Regions from separate parts of the Homo sapiens genome. Here regions 1, 2 and 3 are each linked to region 4. A link is a loop called in an ENCODE intact Hi-C map of the cell type or tissue named here. Cell type or tissue: endothelial cell of umbilical vein. All regions are shown on one strand. Links, peaks and the distances in the headings refer to the core of each region. The heading gives the core; the rest is flanking DNA.

Region 1 (5,675 bases), core at 349-5,348, 130 kb after region 4:
GCCCCAGAGCTGTGGATAGCAGAGTGAACTTGCGGCCAAAGTGTTGGCTAGCAGAGTGTTGATGGAGCCAAAGGTCAGCCTCTAAACACAATCTCTTCTGGGATTGTGGGTCTGAGCCTGGTAGTGTGCCATTTGATGTCTGCTGTTGAATGAGATAGGGGCATGGTAAACAACAGGGAATTAGAGGTACAAAGTCAAGCAAGACCATATAGAAGGGCAGATACTAGAAATTTAAAAATAAGAGGATCAGAAGAAATCTTAGAATAGGGCAGAAGCCACTTTATGTATGTCTATGGTAACTGGGTGGAGGTATTTATTGCATACAAGGGAGTAGTGATGTTAGAAACACTAACAGAGTCCTTTCACCCTCATCATCTCATTCTGCTTCTCACAGTAACCTGTTAAGACAGGGAAGGAACTGAAGCTCAGAGAGGTTGGGTGACTTGTCTAAGGTTGCCCAGATAAACAGAAAACACAAAATTGAAAACCCAAGACTTCTGATTTTACACCAACTCCTCAGTCTGGAGTTTTTGTTTTGGTGATAAGCCCCTCTTTTCCACTGAAAGTTATCTTTGTTATTAATAAAAAATGCCTTAACTGTATCAATTTTTAAAATCTTTCTTTGTGAGGGGATTTTAGGAAACATACCTCAGTATGTGTCAGGCCTATCACCTTCCTGAGACTGGCTGGCTCTGCAATAAGTTAGAAAGTATGATTGTAAATATCTGTGAGCATTTTATAGCAGATATCACACTGCTTATATTCTGTACAGAATAACATATTTTAAAGAGTGCATGAAACAAATCAGTTTATTTCCACTAAAGATTATGCCTTCATATCTCTTTTCTTTATACTATCTTGACCAGTATTTTCCCATGTATATATCATAATGTCTCTGGCTTTTCAGTTTTTGTCTAAATATTCATTCAATCGTAGGTAAAATATTCAGTTTTAGGTCCAAATTTCCGGGACTCTGAGTGGACTTGAACCTTTAGATTCTCAGAGTTCTATCAATATAATGCCTTAAAGAACTGCAGGGAGTTCAAACTTTGTGTGAATTTACATAGGTGTTACTACATCCATTCCCTATGTCTGGTAATAATAGTTATGAATCGCTGCTAATATTTATTGAGCATTTTTACCTATATCAGACAACTATGCAAATGTTTTAATATTTTATCTCACTTAATCTTCACAACTATGCCATAGCGTATTTTTGTCCATTTTCATATAAATACACTGAGCCTCAGAGAACTGAGGTAACTCTCTCAGGGGAGACAGCAGTTGGCCAAACAGGATTTGAATCAGGTCTGCTAAACACTGGAACCCATGTGCCAGCATGCATGGTGAAAAGATAAGAAAAAAGGGAGGAAAAACAGAATATTTAATATTATAAAAACCTACATAACAACACAGAAAGGTACTTTAACATGGAGAGAGATTTTTTAAATGCAAGTCTCATTTTATTCCATTTTCAAGAACAGAATAAAGCAAAAGAACATATGCAGTGGTTCCTTACAATGTTATCCTGCAGTAAGCTTTAATGATTCCTCTTTGCATTAATGTGGACAACTAGTCTGGGCTCTCTGGCTCTGGAGATACAGTTTTATATTATTTTTTTTGTTTAAAGTGATTTTTATCCTTTAGGTGGATAAAAGTTTGGCTCTAGGTGAACCGAAGTGATTTGTAAAATAGCAAAGGGCTGTGCAACATGCCAAAACAGTAAGAGAATTGTCTATGCATGTAAGAAGCTGGTGGCTGTGGGTGAAAATAAAATAGTGGCTAGATCAGCTGTTGATGTGTGAACTTGTAAGGAAGACTATTAGGTCTGGGAATTCCAATTTATGCTTCCAGCTTTTCTTTGAATATTGAGGAAGGAAGTAAATGAATACATACTGAGAGTTTTCTGGGCCACATGTTATTCTAGATAATTTTGACAAAAGTTTCTAGTTTGCTGCACCCAGAAAACCTTTTGTGAATCACCTTACTATCCCCATTTTACCAAAGAGAAATGCAAAATTCTGTAGCTAAAATATGACAGAACCAGAAGTTCAATGTATGTCCTTCTGACTTCAAAATTTAAAATTATTAGCCATGTAAATTTCTGTGGATTCATAATCTGACTGTCTCTCAATTTATTTTCTGTTCACCCTTCTAGTTGCCATTCTGAGAATCTGAGCGACTTCAGATGAAAAGAAGTTTTATGAAACATTTCTACAAAATTTCTTGGCTAAGGTGTTATACATAGAAAACTACACATATGTCTATTGATTTTGTTTTTGAATTGATAAAACCCAAAGCAAAGCTCAATAATGGCTGTCTCCATGTTTTAAACTGCTAGCAAGACACTCAGACCCACAGAAAGCACAATATCAGTGTTAGTTAAATTGAACTAAACACAAAATCTCTACCTCATAACAACCAGTAGTCAATCTATTTGATATAAGAAAATATTTAAGAATCCCTATGTGATCTGAATTACAATTTTTACTTCCATTTTGAATTCCAGTTCATCTAACAGATTCCTTCCACTCTGAAGTTCCCTTAGTTCCACATTCCTCATGCTATTCCTTTGTTCAGAAATCTACAAAGGCTGTCTTTTGCCTGTCTCATATATAAACACTTTTTCTTAGCTTTCAAAGTCTTTAATAATCTAACCTACCATAACCAGCCAGCTTAAGAGTAGACACGCAGGGGGGAATATTTGAGTGTGAATAGAAGGAAAGAGAAACAATAGAATACTTTTGTGAAACGCAGGGGGGAATATTTGAGCATGAATAGAAGGAAAGAGAAACAGTAGAATACTTTTGTGAAAATTTTGTGGCTTTAAAATGCTTGGCGTGAGTCATGTGTAATTGTTTCTAACTCCCCGAGTGATACGTCTGTGCCTTGTTAGTCTGTAAGAAAAACATGAATTTTCTGACCAACTCTTACTTACTTTCTCTATCTCCCTTCATGTACTTAGTCACTCTGTGTGGACATCCTGGCTGATCTCCATTAGTGGAAATATTCATGTCTACCTCCAAATTGTTTTGTCCTTAGACATTTTTCTGACTCATGTCTCTGATATTCTTCAGTCAACACATTTGGACTACTTGGGCTATGAACAAGGATATGAAGAATGGAACTGCCATAAACTCAAGTACAATATAATTAACAAAAATGAAATGGAGAGATAACATTACAGTGAGGGTAAGGTGCTGTCTACTCAGGAAACATAAAGCCCAAATTTGATTCAGAATTTATATTAACTCCTAGAGTTTCTTTGAATTAAGAATGTCGGTTCTGAAACAAAATTATTGGGTCCAAGTGAGCATTTCCAAATATAGGTCAGAGAAATGATAGGTGAGACTGGAGACTGATTCTTCTTTCTGATACTTTGTTGTTGTTGTTACCAAATTACTATCGTTTAGTCAACAAGCCTACACTGGAAGTCCAAGGTACTTTCCATACAATTGCAATCTAGTATTCATATAGTAAAATTTTAGATGAAGGCAAATAAAGGAACACTACTGCATGAATCTACAGCTCCGTTGGTTGGCAGCATGAAGTTAAACTAGCAAAACAGCCTTTAATTCACTACCATCCTAACATGATGTTTTTTTCCATCCATTCTGGCTCTTTGTGCTGTGGATTATGGAGAGATATCATAGCCATGGCACGTGGGCTCCTCTCACTTCTTTTCTGATTACCTTTGAAGGTCTTAGTTGTGTGTGGAAGTCATCTATTAAGTCACCCAGGTTTGGTTAGCTTTAGGCTTTAGCATTTTTCCCCTACACCATTTGACCATTACTATGGTATCTCCAAGTCTCCAAGATTCAATAGAGATTTCCTTGTTGAAAATTGGTATTGTTGATCATTTATCTCCCAGAATTTCTGCTTTCACATAATTCTTGACTTTTTGTAAACTCTCCCGTGTCATTAAAAATATGTTTTTTTCTGAGTATTTTAGAATTTTAGTTAGGGGAGTCTTTCATAATTCCTAGACCACCCACCCTGCTGGACACAGAAGCCAGGTTCCCCTTATGCTTCAGTTCGTGAAGAATGATTATTTTGGACCAAAGTCTATCTAAGAACATTTCAAAAAAGTGATTAAGAACTGGCACCCTTAAAATTTAGGTGTTCTTAATGAACATTTAGGTGTTGGCTAGAACACCCAAATTTTAATAATGACTTCATAAAATGGCTCTTTTAACTTGAGAATTGTTCTCTTTAAGCTTTAGTTTCCTCATTTGTAAAATGGGAATAATAGTAACATTACCTGCTTCATATGATTATTGTAAAGACTAGATATGTATAATGAAAAATGTGAGTGGGAAATAAAGCGGGTTTAAAGATGGTGGTTGATATTATATTTTATTTATCTCCAACGGCAGCACCACTACCTTTTGCTCCTAATGCTAGAAACAGGCAGACTTCCTAAAGCAAAGGAGGCTTTGTTTTGCTGCTTCTTTCACCATGTATTGGAAATTACTTAAAAGGAACATTACTTAAAAGGAAACAAAAGTTAAAAAAAAAAAAAAGAAAAACAGCAGCTAACATTTACTGAATATTAGTTGTGCATCAAAATGCTAGTTATTTTACATTAAATATTGTTAAGTCCTCACAACATTTCTCTAAAGCATATTTTATCTTTCCCCATTATAGATAAAGAAACTGAGACTCAGGCAGGTTAAGTAATTTGTTCAGAGTAACACAGTTAGAAGTAAATAGAGACAATTTGACTTTTGAGGTTGTACTCCTAATTAATATGCTAGAACTGCAATGTCAAGGGTCAAAGTCAAGGGTCACATAAAGAATTTGTGTGAATACTCATATTAGAATGTTCTTACTCTTTGATATTCACTCCTCCTTCACCAATATTATGGCTGGCAGAATCCTACTGGTATTTGAAATTGCCTTGCCTCTCTGAAGTTTTTCCAAAGGCGAACAGAATTAAATATCTCCTGTTTGCTCTCATAGCACACTGCAAAAGCTTTATGGAAGCACACATCACTATGTTTACTTATTCCTCCCTTTTTCTCTATCCTATGACCTTCCTGAGTACAGAAAGTACTGTACTGTACTGAGTACAGAAAGTACACACCTACTTGATTATTATTATTGTTATTGCTGTTATTGTTATTATTTTGATCACTGGAGATGCACACAATACTTGCTGTTTCGGACTGGCTCAGTATCTGATTTTGAAATGGATGATCTATTTCAAAGTTATTTTTCACACAATTAAATACTTTACAAAAATCCAAGAACTTCTGACTTCTAATTCTTCACAATTGACTATGGATTTTTGAAATTTGTTTGCTTCTACGTATACCCAATTCTGCTGTATATTGGCAGCCTTTCAAGGTTTGGGAACAAAACCTTGTCTATTTGTGTTACACTGGTCCCCAGATCACCATAGGTTCCCAATAAATCTTCATTCTAATCAGCTTTTGAAAATGGGGCTTCAAGCTTTACTGCAGTCAGTTATGTAGATGGCTGTAACCAGGGCCTTCTCTTTAGGTACAACCACCTTTCCAGAATTGCTTTTCTTTCCTCAGCTCCATTTACAAGGCTGCAGCTTTCCAGAACCATATGTTGCAGCTGAATTGTGCTTTCCCCTAGTAGTAGGATATCAATTTTTTTTAACACCATGTTATTTACTAGTCCCTTGGTTATACAAGAGAACTAGG
Region 2 (5,000 bases), core at 1-5,000, 1.2 Mb after region 4:
TACAAAGCAACTTCAAATCTGTTTCTCCGATTTACAAACAAGTTAGTGAAAATGCTTATAAGTAAAGCTTATCTTAAAGCTTGATAGTATACCACACAGACTTTTTTTTGATGTCATGAAAGACCCTTGAAAATTAGCATGTATATGATAAAATTTAGTGTTTTGAGGAAATGATTTATATGTGGCACATGTGCAAAAATCATTTCAAATATAGCTATATTTTGTTTTGTCTCTTCTCTGGACTATTTATTTGAGTTAGACATTTTTCCCTGTTAGGATTGGGATAATGTAATATAAGAAATATGGTGTAATGTATAGGGCAAGCTCTAAAGATTCTATTTTAACAGAAGATATTTTTTCGTTACTTGCCTTCAGATACTATTAAAGGAAGATAGATTCTTATATGTAGAAAACAAGCTTACTAATTAAGCATAGCATTGGATACTATCTCCTGTGCTGGCGTGAAAATTCACTTGTTTCTTGGTTTGTTTCAAGTGTGCATATGTAGAAGATGAATGTATTTATCACTGAAGGCTCAAATAACTAACACAATGAATTTAATAAAATGTCCAGGTTGTGGGGGGGGTGGTGACTATGCATCTTTGAGAGTGTATGTCCCTATGTATTACCAGTGTATTAACTCAGTAATAACAGCATCAGTGCAGAACACTCCGGGAATGTAAGATGAGAATATAAAGGGATTGCAGTAATAAGTGTAATGGTAGGCTTTAATGTGGAGTCAGCCAAATACAATTTGTTCAGCTTTATTCCTCTGGTATCCTAAAAATTTCCCGTAAGTTTAGTCAATGACTGAAAATTGTCCCATGCCCCATAAGATAGAAATTTTTTCTACTGCCAAATGTCACATACATGGATAGATAATGACTAAATATAAATCTAATTATTTTACCTGTTATTTAGTAGTAAGTAAAATTAAACCTGTTTTTTGAATGAGTTTGTAGAGGAAAATAAAACCCCACATGTAATTCCAGATGGTATAATTAGTTACATGACTCTAGTTTTTTATTTTGCTATTTTATATACAACTTCTTTATCTCATTTGTACCATCCTCTTCTGTTATTTTTTTTGATAGAAACCAGTTTTTTTTTTCAGAACTGGATAAGATTAATTTTTAATAAAAACTATGTAATCTTGAATAAAATACACTGTAATGTTATTCTTTTGGTTTATTTCTAATCCAAATAGACTATTATACTGATATTAAACATTTTCATTAAAAAACATAAGCAGAAAAATAAAATCTGAATCTTTAGAACTTTATTAAAATGGTGATAAATGGAACACCTAAGTATTTTTTTCATATTTAGATACAAACACCACTTGAAAACTATTTTTTCACTTCTAGATATAATTCTCTAAAATCTGTGTAAGTTGACAATTTATACTAGTAAGTTTTAGCAATAAGCCTTATTATTCCATGAAGTATTAGATGAGCTTTGCTTTTCACTTCATTCTGAAATAATCTACTGATTTGTGGCAAAGCAAAAGAGTGGGGGAAATTACTCGAGAAATTCTCTATCAATGAAGGTAAAATATCAAATTAGCCACAACGTATGTGATTTAAAAAATGGTCCATTGTTGACTCATAATGAACTGCTTCTTTGGAAACTTAAATCTTTGGAGGGAACCTGCAACAGGCAGATCTTAGAACATTTCTGATATTGAATAGTTGTTGAATGTTTAGTGAAAAATACTGTTTTCTTTTTACATAGTGTATGCTTGAATTGCATAGAAAGGGATTCATTATAAATGAAAGTATCTTAGGCATAGAGAGGATGTACAGTATATATTTCTCATTTCATTTGGTAATAGAACCCATTCTGGTCCTTGACTTAGCTAAATTGATGGCTGTGTTTACAGGAATTTATGGAAAAGTAATATTATAAGTCTCTCCCAGTTCCAGTGCCATCAGATCACCATTTTGCAGCCCATATACTTAACTTCCTTTAATTGGAAAGTAAATCCTCCAAAGTTAAACCATAATAGGTGTAATAATAGATTATTATTAAGGCCCTTAGCTTGTGCTGTAGGTAGTGACACTGGACCTTTTGTCACTATGCTTTTGTCTCTGTGCTTTTGTCTCCCTGTAACGCTCATGTGAATTCTAAAGTTGCTCAAACAACAAGAATTTAAAGATCAGTATTGAAATTTTTTTCAAAGATAGGTATCAATAAACATACACTTGAAAAATCTTAGTTTTTCTTTGATCTTTGAATGTCCTATCTAATGACTTAGATAATATGGTTGAAACTTAAATCTTTAGATTTTTCAAAATGCCTTCTTGTAATGGTCACAAAGAAAAGCCCCTAAAATTGTTTCTGTTCTAACTAATAAAAAGAAATAAAAATGAATGTTAATTCAGGCATGTTTGTTTAATATACCAAAGGCCTCTTGCTCCCTCTATAGAAGGTGCTGCAAAATTGCAGTCACTTAGTTTTTTTGTTTTTTTTTTTTCCTTCCTTTTTAAATTGAACAGATTTCTCATGAGGTTCATGATGATTAACAAAAAGATTTGGATCCATGTGTGTATTCCCAATGCCTTGCAAACTAGTTGGTCGTCCTAAAGTGAATCAGGATGAGTTTGTGCATTTCTGCCTTGGCATTTTTCATTGGCTTCAGCCAGGGTTAGATTAAACTCTGGTAGCAACAGTTACGAAAAACATTGTTTATGTTTGCCCATTTGTTTGGGTTTGTTTTATTTGGTTTATTTACTCTTATGGATAAGTGAAATGCTTAATGTTTTTGATATTAGGTGATGGTTTTACTCATTTTAATTCTCTTTTATTTAGCCAGGGAATTTAAACCATAAAAATAATGTACTTCAAAGACTTAAAAATAAGTTCTCTCATTATCTACATCTAATCATTCCATTCATTTCTAGCTCTCAGTTGTTGGTAGGAAGAAAAACCTAACAACTTCAACTATAATTTCACAGGATAGTTAAGTTTTACAGAATTAAACTGGATATTTTTCCAACTATAGATAATATTCACAGGAGACAAAAAGTTTGACCATTCTATAAAGACTTCTTTAATATATAAAACAACCATGCTTATTATTGTAGCATCATATTTTACCCATTTAATTTAAATTGGAACAAAATATTAATATTTTAATAGATTTGGTTTGAATAAATTTGTACATTTTGTCTTACAAATCCAACATCTTTTTATTTTATTCGACAGGTTACTAGTTTTTCCTATTGTGCCATTTAAAATTGTGAGGATGAAAATTCTTTTATCCCATCAAGGGTCTTAACAAAAGATTGAAAATTGTTTTCATTTGTATTTGATATAAGAACAGCTTCTCTGATGATACCCTGTAATTGAAAAATGAACATAAGTGATAAAGTAGCTTCTTTGACTTGAATATGTCACATCAGACTTGCCTGTTTTGAATATTATGCTTAAACTAGATTGGATTTTTTTTCCCCTGGTAGGTGTACTGGTCCGTTAGCAAATTCTCTTTCAGAGAAAACAAGAGACCCAGTAGAGGAAGATGATGATGAATACAAGATTCCTTCATCCCACCCTGTTTCCCTGAATTCACAACCATCTCATTGTCATAATGTAAAACCTCCTGTTCGGTAAGAGTATGGGCAGATTTTTGCCACTTACATCTGCATAAGCATTATCATTTGTAATGTTTGTTTTTAAACAATTGATTCACGTCTAATTAAAAATCCTTAATTTCCAGCTCAAATCCTTCTCTTCCTATTATACCATTTCCAGCATTACTTTTAAAGAAAACTAAAAGATGCAGATTTCTCATTAATCAGGAAGTCACTTTATTTTATCAGTTCTAAACACCTATCTCATGAAGAAAAATTAGTGCTCAGAAACTAAGGTATTATTCTGACCTTCCTTAGAATTTTTCTTCATGATGTACATACTAGTATAATTTAAATTCATTTTCCTTCTTGATGTACTTGCTACCTACTTCTATTCAGATTTTGAAGAAGTGGGAAAAAAATACCAAGGTGTTTCTCTTAACTTTTTGTTTTTCTATCAAGTGCTATTTACCTTCCTTTAGATCAAATAAGAATGTGAGGAATAGGCCAGGCGTGGTGGCTCACGCCTGTAATCCTAGCACTTTGGGAGGCTGAGGCGGGCAGATCATGAGGTCAGGAGTTTGAAACCAGCCTGACCAACATGGTGAAACCCTGTCTCTACTAAAAATACAAAAATGAGCCGGGTGTGGTGGTGGGCGCCTGTAATCCCAGCTACTCAGGAGGCTGAGGCAGGAGAATCGCTTGAACCCGGGAGGCGGAGGTTGCAGTGAGCCGAGATTGTGCCACTGCACTCCAGCCTGGGTGACAGAGCGAGACACCATCTCAAAAAAAAAAAAAGAATGTGTGGAATAATGGGGGTTTTTTCCTTACTTTTGTGGCTTATTCTCACTTACATGGGGATAGCCTTGGTCTTTGACTTGGAAGCTCCATCGAGGTAAATAAGAGTTATTAATAATGGGTTGTTTGTATTGAAATATTACTTTATCTTTAAGTAAAGGCATGAGTCTGCATTTATATTATTGAATTTATAAACTGAAATCTATTATTTCTGGGTTTGTTTGTTTTACCTGACTGAAATATATGAGGTACTCAGTACTCCCAGCTACAAAACTTACTTTCTGAGTTCTGGTTTCCTTTGTATAACATTCCTGGGGCCATGCTTGGCACATAGAATAGGGCTCAAGTACTGCTGGTGGCCCTACATTCCAGCATCTCTCCATGACTGACTGAGGGATAGGGGAGATGGCAATTACTTCAGTCATCTGTGCCATCTTTACTTAGTGTGCCATTTCCTTTTGAGGTCAAGTCAATCAACTGAAAACATTTTATAAGTACAGTGTTCCCTTCTTTTCCAATGAAAAACTAAAAAATGTTTTAATGTGTTTCTTCAGGCATCTCACTGAGGTAGGAAATGCAGCACTTGGAAAGAGAAGCACATTTTCATTTTAAGCAGATGTCTGTCTTAAT
Region 3 (5,675 bases), core at 290-5,289, 230 kb after region 4:
ATCCCCAAACAACCTGCTACAAGCCAATCTGGCACCTGGTCATAGATGTATAAGTGAACCCAGTTGAGACCAGAAAAATTACCCATCTGAACCCATCCAAATCACCAAACTGAGCAATATAAATGATTGTTACATAAGTCACAAAGTTTGGGTTTATGTGTTATGCAGCAAAACAAACTGATACGGTAAAATATAGTGTTGAATGGAAGAGCAGGAAAAAGATTATGCTATGTCTTTTAGGCTTTATATTGAAGGCAATAAGGACTAATACTCCAAAATTTCAAGCTTTGGTTCTTTCTTTCAATATTGATAGTTTCAGAAAACTCTAAATGTATCCTGGAAGTATATTAAAATGCTACCATCTATAATAATATATTTACAGGTATCTGAAAGAAAAAACATTTAACTTATGTTTAATGGTCAAAATAGTTTTATATGTCTAATCTCCAGGATGGGTTCAGCTGTGTAGGAAAAATGTAATCCTAACTCATGTAAATACACCCAGGAAAGTGTATTCTGGGGAAGGAAGAATACTCCCCTTGAAATGGCATTCTGTAGTCATTCTTATAATTTATGAATGATATTGCAGCCAAGAATTCCTTCATCTGCCTTAGTTTTGTCAACCTATCTTTTTTTCTGCTTCTTTATTTTTATCTGCATGTTCCTAGTAATCTTATATTTAGTCAGAAAATTATAAGCTGTCATATAGAAGCTGTTTGGCTGAAGTATGATGATGTATGTCCTTTAAAGTGTATGCTGCAACTACTTTTGACTGAAGCATGTGACATAGTCACCAAGAATCTATGGGTATATAAGGTTGAACAGGTAACCCCCAATTTACAAAGCAAATATTCTGCCAGTCTTGCATTCTCACTCTTGGGGAAATGCTCTTCTTCTAATAGCATAATTGAATGTCGCATTGTTTGAAGGTAGAATCAAGGTGAGACTTGAGGAGAAGAAATGCTACTTTTTGTCTTTTGGGTTTTTTTTTCCCTCCAGGAATAGGGAGGACCACAAGACATTTGTCACATTCCACCATAGCCTACTTCCATATTTGAGAGGTATGTGGATGTCATGGTGGGTATGTAAGTATAAAGATGACATTGTGTCATATGCACATAAATAGTTATTGGTCTTGACCTTTGACATCAGTGTTTATGGTTAAATAATCAGCCTCTTTCCACTGGCCCTCTATCTCCTGCCCAGCGTGATAGATTTAAGATGGATCCAAGAGAAAATAAACCCCTGACTTCAAGGTACACATGGACAGGCAAGGCTAACTCACCTGAGGAAAAATTAGAGAACAGCACATTTCGAATGTTCTATTTTATTAAAAGTATAGTAAACTAAATTTAAACACAATGCTATCCAGTGTACCTGTTTTCGAATTTCAGCTTATTTCAGTTGACTGGTCAGTTATATTTCATACTTGTCCTCTTCTGTCTGCTGTAATTCCTTAGATGGCAATAATACTATTGTTGAGAAATTATTCCCCTTCAAAGATATTTTTCTTTACAAAAGGGGTGGCAGAAAACCATTAGAAGTCTGTTTTCCCCAGCAACCTTGTTTCATGTATAGATTCTGAATCTGTCTTCCATCTCCCCTCTGACAAAGAGCTGTACAAAGTTCATCAATGGCAAAGTCAATTGGGTTCTCGTTCTTTCTTAAAAATATCTCCTCTCCTCAGGGATTCCTCAAGTTCCTGTCAAGAGCCACCTAGGGCAGCAAGACATCTTTAGATGTTTTCTTTCTAAGGGCAGATAATGTGTATGTGACCAAAAGCTGGTGTTTACACAACAGGGGGCAGTGAGCAAAATTATCAAGTGGGTAAAATTAGTCTCAGTCTTCTTCACTTCCCCTTTCTGAAGCTTCATCCTTGCCCTCTGGGTGCCTGGCATGTGTTCCAGCTGTTCTGTCTCAGGGAAGGGTGCTCACCGAGGGGCCCATCCTGATCTGCCTGCTGTGCAAACACTTCCTGATCTTTCCCATTTCCTCTCCTCCCTTTCCAAGCTTGTCTCATAGTAAGCCCATTCTCTTTAGGTCTGTTTTCTATTAGAAAGTGAGAGATCAGCTTGTGTTAAGCTAGCAGCAAGTTTTCATGAGACCCGTTCCCTCTTTACCCACATATGACATAATACAATACACATCAACAGGGGCTCTTGGAGTACAGATATCTAACCTGAAAATAGGAGAACAATTTCAACCATGATGTGGGATAAATTGGTATCTTAAGCAGACAACAAACACTTTGGAAGGGTTCTCTTTGTTACAGTATAAATGTATTCTTTTCTTTTTCAGAGTTGTTGAGAATCAAGTACATTTGATTCTATTTAAAGAAAATGTGAAAATGCTGGAATCCCAGCTAATTGCCTCACCTCTTCTCTGTGCCTCTGCCATTGCCAGCAGTAAAACTTTGAACATATTTTCATTTAAACCTTTATCCTAGTGAAACAAAAACACATTATGTTTTTAAAAATCTATATTTTTGTGTGCTTTAAAGGAGAAAAAAATGTGTGTGTGTATGTGTGTGTGTATGAGTGTGTGCATGTATGAGTGTGGGTGAGTTTGTCTCTGTGTGTGTGTATGTTGCAGGACAGTTCTCTGGGTGGCCTTGGACTGACCCATTTCTCTCCCCTTTTTCATTTGCAGTTCTCAGGAAAAAATTGTAGCGTGTTTTGAGAATATAATATCCTGAGATAAGGAAGGGACTGGTTGGAACATGACAGGCTTTTTCTCTCTGCCCTAGAAATTTCAATACTTTTGCCCAGCATTTTATGTTGCCCCTGAGGTATATACCCTGGAGCAACCTGCCCTTCAGGGTCCCTCAGCTGTGGTGCAAGTGGGGCATGCACAGTGGAGACTCCATCTGCCCCAGGCAGCTTTCCTGAGCCTAAGAGAACTGACTCACAATGAGTCCTAGGCTTCTGCTGCCCTTTGCTGCCTATTTGTAAGTAATACATCTGCTTCCTGTAACTTCCTGTAACTTACATGCATAAGTGTTCTGTCTTACCAGCCTCAGACAAGTTGATAACCAGTGCATGGTGAATGGGCTTCACATATGTGTGTGTGTGTTATTGTGTTTACAAGTGGCTTATGTTAGCTTTCTATTATAGCATAACAAATGTGTCACACATTTGGGAGCTTGAAACAATATCCATTTAAAATTTCTGTAGGTCCAAAGTCCAGGCAGGGCTCAACTGGGTTCTTTGCTTAGCATCCCACAAGGTTGACATCAAGGTGTTGATCATGGCTGGGTTTTCATCTGAGGGTCAGAGTCCTCTTCTGAGGCCATTCAGGTTGTTGACATAATTCATTTCCCTTTGATTGTAGGACCAAGATCCCAGTTTTCGTGCTTACTATTGACAAGGGTTGCTCTGAGTTTCTAGAATCTGCCTGCTATTCCCTGCTATATGGCTTTCTCCACAACATTGCCATTTGCTCCTTTTAAGGCTAGCAACAGAATGTCTCTGTTGCTTTGAATTGCTGGCTTCTCCTTTGTCTTATTTCTTGATCCTCATTTAAAAGGGCCTATCTGAGTAGGTTAGGCCCACGCACACTCAAAGGAGTAAGATTACGTAGGATGTGTATACCAGTGATGGAAATTTGGGAAGCTTTCTTAAAATTCTGCTTACCACAGAGCTTTTCTTGGTTTCCTTCGAAATAGTCAGCAAGGGAAGGGGAAATTAAGTGGCTAGACGTAATAAGAAGAGAAAATAGGGATCTAGTCTGAGGATCTAGTAGCACTTTGCCTTTTTCTGAAGATAGGCACTGTCCGATAGAGCTGTCTGCAATGATGCAAATGTTCTCCATCTTCTTTATCCAAGACAGTAACCATTAGGTGCATGCAGCTATTGGGAATTACAAATATGACAAAAAAACTAAAAACATGATTTTTAAATTTTTACAGCCATATGACTCTAGTGGCTACCATGTTAGAGAACATAGCTAGAGAGCAATATATAACCTCCAGCCCTTCTTCACCTTCCTCAGGTACAGAATCACTTCCCTCATGCCGAAATAGTGTGTTTGGTATTTATATCCTGCCTTTATTCTCCACCTGTGCCTGGGGTTTCAGTTTAAATCCCAGTTACTATCTTTCTATCTATCTTTAACTTCTGCCTTGAACTTTCTGCCAAGTTCACAGTTTTAGATATTGACCCATTTTCTATATAAATTCATAATTGAAGAAAGTTCTAATATTACCTAGTCCAATACCTCAATCAAAGTAGAAATCCTTTCTTATCACTGCCTTTGTCACACACATGAACACCAAAATAGTTATTGTTATCCTTCCTGAATAGGTGCTGTCTATGCAAGGTACTGAAGTGAGTGCTTCACTTTATATTCAATCTTCACAGCAACTCATGTTGCATTATTATTCCTATTTCACAGATGAAGAAACTTAGTCTTGGACAAGTTAAATAATTTCCTCAAATCTCACAATTATTTAATGCTAAAATAGAAATCAAATTCAAGTTCTTTGTCCACAATCACCCTTGATTTTACCTTTGAAATTCTATTACCTTTTCTAACAAATGCTCTTACAAAGTTCATTCAAGCTGTTTCTAGTATTACTAGTGGCGGTAAGCCCATAACTTTGAAGGACAATGCCTTCTGTTTACTGGCAGCTTTCAGAACACTTTGATTTTTCCATGTTTTTTCAGTCGTTCTTCATGAAACAAGTAGCTAAGTCACCCACTTATCTGGGTTTTCTCCCTTAGATTTGGTCCAGGGTTTAAATGTTGTTCCATAAACCAGGGGCTATAAAAATGATCCATGCTTTTATCTTGAAATCAAATATTTCTCTCAATAATTTTTACTCTCATTGTTCTCAATTTACCTCTTCAGTTGTACTAAACAAATGCTCTTAGACTGTAGGGTAGAGATTAACAGCCAAGATTTGGTATTAGGGCAGATGTAAGTTTAATTATCAGCTGTACATCTTATGAGTTGTGTGACCTTCCATTTCTCCATGCCCCTTTCTTATCTATCAAATGAGATAAAAGTATCTACCTCAAAAAACTGTTTCAAGGAGGAAATAAAAGTTTAGTGAAGCACCTGGCAGAAAGTCCAGCACATAGCAAGCACTCAGTAACAGGCAGCAGCTAATCTTATTATAGTCTTATAACTGGGGACAGCTTTTCATGTTCCTACGCCACCCAGATTTTTCCACTTTTGACACAAAATAATTCTTTCAGTGGTTCCTCTGGCAACAAATGGTTAAATCACTGACTTCCTTGGGTTTTCTTCTCTGGATTTGATCCAGGTTTTAAGCATTGTTCCACAAATGGTGGGCTCTAAAAATGAATTGTTTTATGAGCTTTTATAAATACCAAAGATTCATACCTTTGTGCCGTGTTTGAAGCTAAATCAGATGAATAAGGTTGTCCCTGCAGTCAGAGCAGTGAGAACTGCATAGGTTTTCATAGGAAAACATTTAAAAGATGCTGTTAGTGATAGAGAAGTAAAAATGAGATTCTGACATAATGCAACAATGTCGCTTCTACTGGGGAGGATTTGAGTATACACAAGCTTCCAGATCCAGTGCAACATGAAAAATGTGAGGCCACTTCTTCAAAAAGCAAAAAAAAAAATGAAAGGTATTACAATGTAAAGTGTTTTTTCTGCTGCTGCAGTTTCTTTCTTGACTTTCCAGAGGTTATATTTGCTATTTA
Region 4 (5,675 bases), core at 419-5,418:
GGGTCAGGGTTCAGACACATCTTAACTGGGCCTTCAGCTCAGGGTTTCACAAGGCTACCCACCAGTTGTTGACCAGGCTATATACCTTCTGGAACTTGGGATTCTCTTCTACATTCACACAGTTGCCAGCATTCAGAGCCCTGCAGCTGCAGGCCTTGAGGACCCTGCTTCCTTGCTGACTGTCCACGGGGACCACTCTCAGCCCTTGGAGGTATCCCATTGCTCTTTGCCACAGGCCATCTCACAACATGGCAGCTCACTTCTTCCAGACATTACTTTTCAGGTGTTTGCATCTCCATATTTCTTTCTATTCTTTTTTTGCAATTCCGTCTAGATGTATATTGGATTTTCATATTTTGTTCTCCTTGTCTCTTAACTCCTTTTGTTATTTTTCTATCTCTTTACATCTCCAGTCTGCATATTAGGCAATTTTTTCATACCTATCTTGCAAGTAATTATGTCTTCAGCTGGGTTTAACGCTTATTTTTTTAACCTATTGACTGAGTTCTTAATGTAAATGACTGTGTTTTTTATTTCTAAATACTATATGTTTTTTTCTGTTCCCAACGTTTCCTGGCTTCTTGTTTTTTAAATGATGAAGGACAAATCCTTTAGCATAGCAGGAAAGCCCATTCAACACCCTGGCAAAGACTCCAGTTAGTTATGCTCCTCTGAGTCCTCTTTTTGACTAGACTTCACCCTTGGGCTCTGTCCTGGGGTCACTTAGTTCAGTTTTTTGTTTTTTTGTGTGTGTGTTTTTTTTTTGTTTTTGAGATGGAGTCTCACTCTGTCACCCAGGCTGGAGTGTAGTGGCACGATCTCAGCTCACTGCAACCTCCACCTCCCGGGTTCAAGCGATTCTCCTGCCTCAGCCTCCTGAGTAGCTGGACTACAGGCACCCGCCATCACGCCTGGCTAATTTTTGTATTTTTAGTAGAGACGGGGTTCCACCATATTGGCCAGGCTGGTCTTGAACTCCTGACCTTGTGATCTGCCCACCTTGGCCCCGCAAAGTGCTGGGATTACAGCTGTGAGCCACCGTGCCCGGCCCTTAGTTCAGTTTTAGTAAGGTTCCTGCTGGGTCAGTTTATCAAGACTTTCCCATCCTTGGTATCTGATCAAATTCCTAATTCCTTACCCTCAATATCTGATCACCTTGTCTTGTCTTCTGAAAGAATCCTGGTGAGCTGGTTTAGCCAGAATCCCCTTTACCCTTGATGTTTTCTCTTTGTAATTTTTTATCCACATACCCGCATGATGATCTTTGACTGTAAATCCCCATTTGTTCTTGTTATATTCAGAATGGAGCTCAGTTCTATTACTTTTCCCTTATTGCAATAATTCATGAATAAAATCTATCTTTTCTGCTTTAACTTCTGTCCAACTCCCTTCCCGATTTGTTTCCTTTGCATTTCGAGATTGTTTAGGACATCATATCCTAAGTCCTCACTGTTCTTTACATATGTCATGCTTTTGAACATCCTATGTGTTTACACTTGCTGCTCTCTTTGATGGAGATACTTTCCTCTTCTTTCTACTTACTGAACTCCTGTTCTTCCTTTAAGACCCAGCTCAAAACCCTTTCTTTGTGAACTTTTCCCTAACTCCTCTTCCATTCTGTATTTCCATAACACCATATAAAGAACACTTTTTACATTGTACTTTAGTTACTAGTCATTTTTCTATTTCTTCCACTAAACTGTGAATACAACAGTACCATCCATGTCTTATTCACCTGTGTATGTCTGTCTTTTCCATTTAGTATCTGTCCCGTAGTAGATATCCCATAGATTTCTTTGTTGTTAGATAAAAAAAAAAGTTCATTTAAATTTCTCTACACTACTAAATACAGAGTATAATTAAGTAGTTAATTGTATTCTGTATTCTGTGTATCCTGACACATTATACAGAGATAAATCTCTGGGAGAAAAGTATCTGTAAATGAAATTGAACATTGAACCGTAACTTCTTATTTTCCAAGTTGCTAGATCTTACTTTTGATAAATTATCAATCATTCTTATCAACTTTCTATCTGATCCATGACAAAATAGGAAATAATCTTTGAGTCAATATTTAATGCATTGCAGGGTTTACTATATTTAAAACAACTCTGGTATAAATCCTTTTATAAACTTGAGAGGGTTATAATATAAATAATTACTCCAAATTATAGCTTCACAATTTCTTAGACTGTGGATATGTTATAGTAGTAAAATGAACATATTCACTCATTTCTTGTCAAAACTAACTGGAAACATTTTCTTGCAATGATTGATATATAAGGACATTGAAACCCTAGTCAGTAGTTGAGACATTTCTAACTTTCTATCACAGATTTTTCACTTATTAAAAATAGTTTTTTATTGTTCACTGCTTTTCTTCTTGGGGGCAATTTATATCAAATTGCATGACTCGAACTTTGTTCAGGTTGAGAAATTGTGTATTTATGGTCAAAATATCTTCTCTTGTCTCTACGGCCTGTGTTTTATTTTTCTTTCTCTTTTTTTACATTCTCTTTCAGGTTCAATACTAAATGTGATGTCATTAAAGGGAAATTTTCTAAACAAATTTTAGAGAACTGAAGCAATTTCGTTGAAAGATTAGCTGCTACTAACACTTAAAATGTGAGATGTCCGTGCATCTTATATAGTCATTTGAATACATTAAATTTTTGAATCTCTAACAAAGAATGATTTAGTAAATTTTACATTAATAAAGTAAATGTTAATTAACAGACAATACTTAAAATGACTTCAAAATCTGCATGCTAATGTCAGCTCTTGGCAACAACAGTAAAAGTTGATTCATAAAAATGAGTCCTCAGGGTAGCTGCTTTTACGTAAACTGACTTCTCAAATGTATGAAAAATGGGAAGCATTGCTTCTTAGCTAAAACTTAATAAAGTGGTCACAGAAATGTCTTTCTGTGAAAAGGTAAGTTCTTAGGCTGTTTGGGCAAAGAGAATTCAAGGAAATGAACTCATCACTGCTGCCGCTTCTTGTCAAAATTTCATTGAAATGAATATAGTTCTTTTATCAAAATAAACATGACATGAATTCCAGAGCTCACTGTTCCTGTTTTTGCTGTTGGAGGTGCTGTTGGTTTTTCTTGCAGCTATAAATGATGCTGAAGGAATGCAGGCTAGAATCTAATGAATTTTATGCCGAGCAATCACAGAACCAGCATACTTTTCACTATCATCCCATTTATGGAAGGATTTTTGTTTTACAAAGCTATTGATACAGAAAAGTCTATAGAATTCGTGATGTTTGATCAAGCCTGGCAGGAAAAGTCTATCTTTTGGAGCACTGTACCCTCCAGTTACTGTATCTTTGTTTCTTTTGAAGATGTGAGAAATTGTATAGAAGGGGTGCTTTTTTAGGTAAGCTGATGGTAGTGCTAGATTATATTTAGAGGTATTTACTTAAGCACAAAGCTACTGGTGAAAGCCCAAGTGACTTATCACTCAGTAGAAAGATGAAGTAACAGGTTTTAACTCTGAAGACACTGCTACAAGATATGAAACGAAACAACTTATCCTTTTCAGGGAGAGTATTCATATTTACCAGAGAGAACAAAAGCCTAAAATACTAAGCTATTTGACTCAAAAAGGACTCAAAGCTCCAAGCCTTTGTTGAAAGTGCTTGTTCAGTGTAAAACCATTCCCGTGACTGTTTCTTTTTAATTTTTAATATTTTATTTCAATAGGTTTTTGTGGAATAGGTGGTGTTTGGTGACATGAGTAAGCTCTTTAGTGGTGATTTCTGATATTTTGGTGCACCCATCACTCGAGCAGCGTACACTGTACCCAATGTGTAATTTTTATCCTTTGCCACCCCCACCCTTTCCCCTGAGTCCCCAAATTCCAATGCATTATTCTTATTTGTAAGAGGTCAATAACTCAAATGATTTGATAAAAATCTTTTTGTGTACTCATCTTAGAAACAGAGACTAAAACTTGTTTCCAATGTATTACTTTGCGATGTTTTAAACAATGCCTCAGAAATATTTTATTTGGTGACCATATGGAACCTGACAGTGATTTGCATTTAAGGAGACTTCTTTAAAAACTGTTTGCATATAGAATAATTTAAGGGGGTCAGATTAAAGAGAGTTCCACACTTACGTTACTTCCATCCATTGTTTCAAGCCACAATTCAACCTTAGTTTCTGTTTTAGTTTTCTTTTTTTAATTAATAACACATAGAGCCAACTAGGCATGAGGCACTCTAAGGGAAGCGAAATGGAAAGAAAATGATTCTGCCTTTGAGGAGGTGCAATCTAACTGGGAAGAGAAGTCACAAATAATTGACTTTCTTGCTTGGTGTGTAAAATATGATAAAGCTGTACACATGGTTTATAGACGTGCTGATGGGTGTTGTAATGACCATTAATTCACTAACTCCATTTGGTTTTTAATATTTGGAAAATCATTAGGCAAGCTGCAGATGAGGGGCATATAACAATAGTATTTTGGACTATTAGTTGTGTGGTTCTCAATTTACTCTTTGCTGCTTTTAAAATACTTAGCAACACTGCTAGACCAAACATCAACGTTGTCTCTCTGTTTTTGTTTTTTTAAAGATTGATTTTGGTGTAAGTAATGAGATGGCAAAATTTCAAAGAAGCATACATGGGCTATTTTACCAGGTACATTAGAGTTGAGAACAATGTTGGTAGAAACCATTTTTGAATTAAGTACATTCATTGGTAAGTGTTCTTTTTCTTTTTTTTTTAATTAATAGGTTGGAAACTAGCATTTATAAAGTTAGTTATTTGAGCATTTTTGTGACTATCTGCTACTTTAGGAAGACCCTGTAAAAAGTAGAAAAAATAAGATAGGACAAAACTACATATGTATACATTCTATACATGACTTTGCTTACAAAACTCATTGGATAACTAATGCCAATGACTCACAGGTTTGAAATGAGATCAGTTACTCTATTTTCAACATATTCCATCTGATTACATGGTAAGGCATAGTCAGTGTAACCCTAAGGACAACAGCAGAATCATAGTGTATGTATACTACCTGAATTTATGTCTAGGGACTAGATTTAAAATTATCCAGTATTAATTATTGTGGTCAGTATGGTTTGAACAACCCAGAAAAGCTTTAATAAACTGCAGGAATTCAGTTGCTTTAAACCAACATGAGGGCAAAATGCACAGGCAAAATTTCTAGGACTTATAAAAGGGGACTATCCAAATCTTGTAGTAATAGTATTTGATAAGGAAGAAAAATGCTTTGAATAGGATGGAAAAAGAAGGCAGGTATCACTTTTCTCCTATTACATTCTTGCTTAAATCAAGTTTGTTTGAGAGAATGATTTTTGGGTTGAGATGGATTTTATTTACAGTTGAAATTTTTTAGGATTAAAAAAATGGCCTTTAAAGAAAATACATACTTGATGCTAAGACTAAAACAACAACAGCAACAAATAAATATCTCAATTCTAGTTCAGGTTAATTATTTTTCTAATTATTCATATCATTCAAGTTAATTCATTTTTCTCTAATAAATGATTATTGAGTATCCATGGACTATCTTTCTTAGTTGGGTTTTGGGCTTATTTCCCCTGCAAGATTATTTCTTATGAAAAATGTTTTGAAATTAGCTCTTTGCGATCTATGAACTATCTGGCTTATAATGTAAAAAGCAGCCATATAG

The links. A loop is a pair of places that touch in the nucleus more often than their neighbours do. Peaks named below come from ENCODE experiments on the same cell type or tissue, not always from the same donor. Only the 100,000 strongest peaks of a DNase experiment are listed, where the experiment ranks them.
Region 1: it touches region 4 in a loop (2.7-fold over the local background); 3 of 110 quality-filtered maps call a loop at or near these places.
Region 2: it touches region 4 in a loop (15-fold over the local background); 3 of 110 quality-filtered maps call a loop at or near these places.
Region 3: it touches region 4 in a loop (4-fold over the local background); 5 of 110 quality-filtered maps call a loop at or near these places.

Annotation. Positions count from the first base shown.
Region 1 is chr3:106,725,803-106,731,477 of GRCh38, reverse strand. The region is part of intron 1 of LOC105374029 (a long non-coding RNA gene); the gene reads left to right. Among named protein-coding and RNA genes, the nearest start is that of LINC00882, 510 kb to the left of the region's middle. In endothelial cell of umbilical vein, for the core only: no CTCF peak of the experiment used is centred there; DNase peaks (open chromatin) are centred at 1,827 and 2,847; H3K27ac peaks cover 3,318 bases.
Region 2 is chr3:105,683,928-105,688,927 of GRCh38, reverse strand. It overlaps CBLB (Cbl proto-oncogene B), which reads left to right. Exons shown (of 19, transcript NM_170662.5): 14 at 3,462-3,608. Among named protein-coding and RNA genes, the nearest start is that of CBLB, 180 kb to the left of the region's middle. In endothelial cell of umbilical vein, for the core only: a CTCF peak has its summit at 2,428; no DNase peak of the experiment used is centred there.
Region 3 is chr3:106,625,856-106,631,530 of GRCh38, reverse strand. It overlaps LOC101929485 (a long non-coding RNA gene), which reads left to right. Exons shown (of 16, transcript XR_007095992.1): 2 at 1,000-1,061. Among named protein-coding and RNA genes, the nearest start is that of LINC00882, 610 kb to the left of the region's middle. In endothelial cell of umbilical vein, for the core only: no CTCF peak of the experiment used is centred there; a DNase peak (open chromatin) is centred at 2,940; H3K27ac peaks cover 312 bases.
Region 4 is chr3:106,859,659-106,865,333 of GRCh38, reverse strand. No RefSeq gene overlaps it. Among named protein-coding and RNA genes, the nearest start is that of LINC00882, 380 kb to the left of the region's middle. In endothelial cell of umbilical vein, for the core only: a CTCF peak has its summit at 3,094; a DNase peak (open chromatin) is centred at 3,083; H3K27ac peaks cover 215 bases.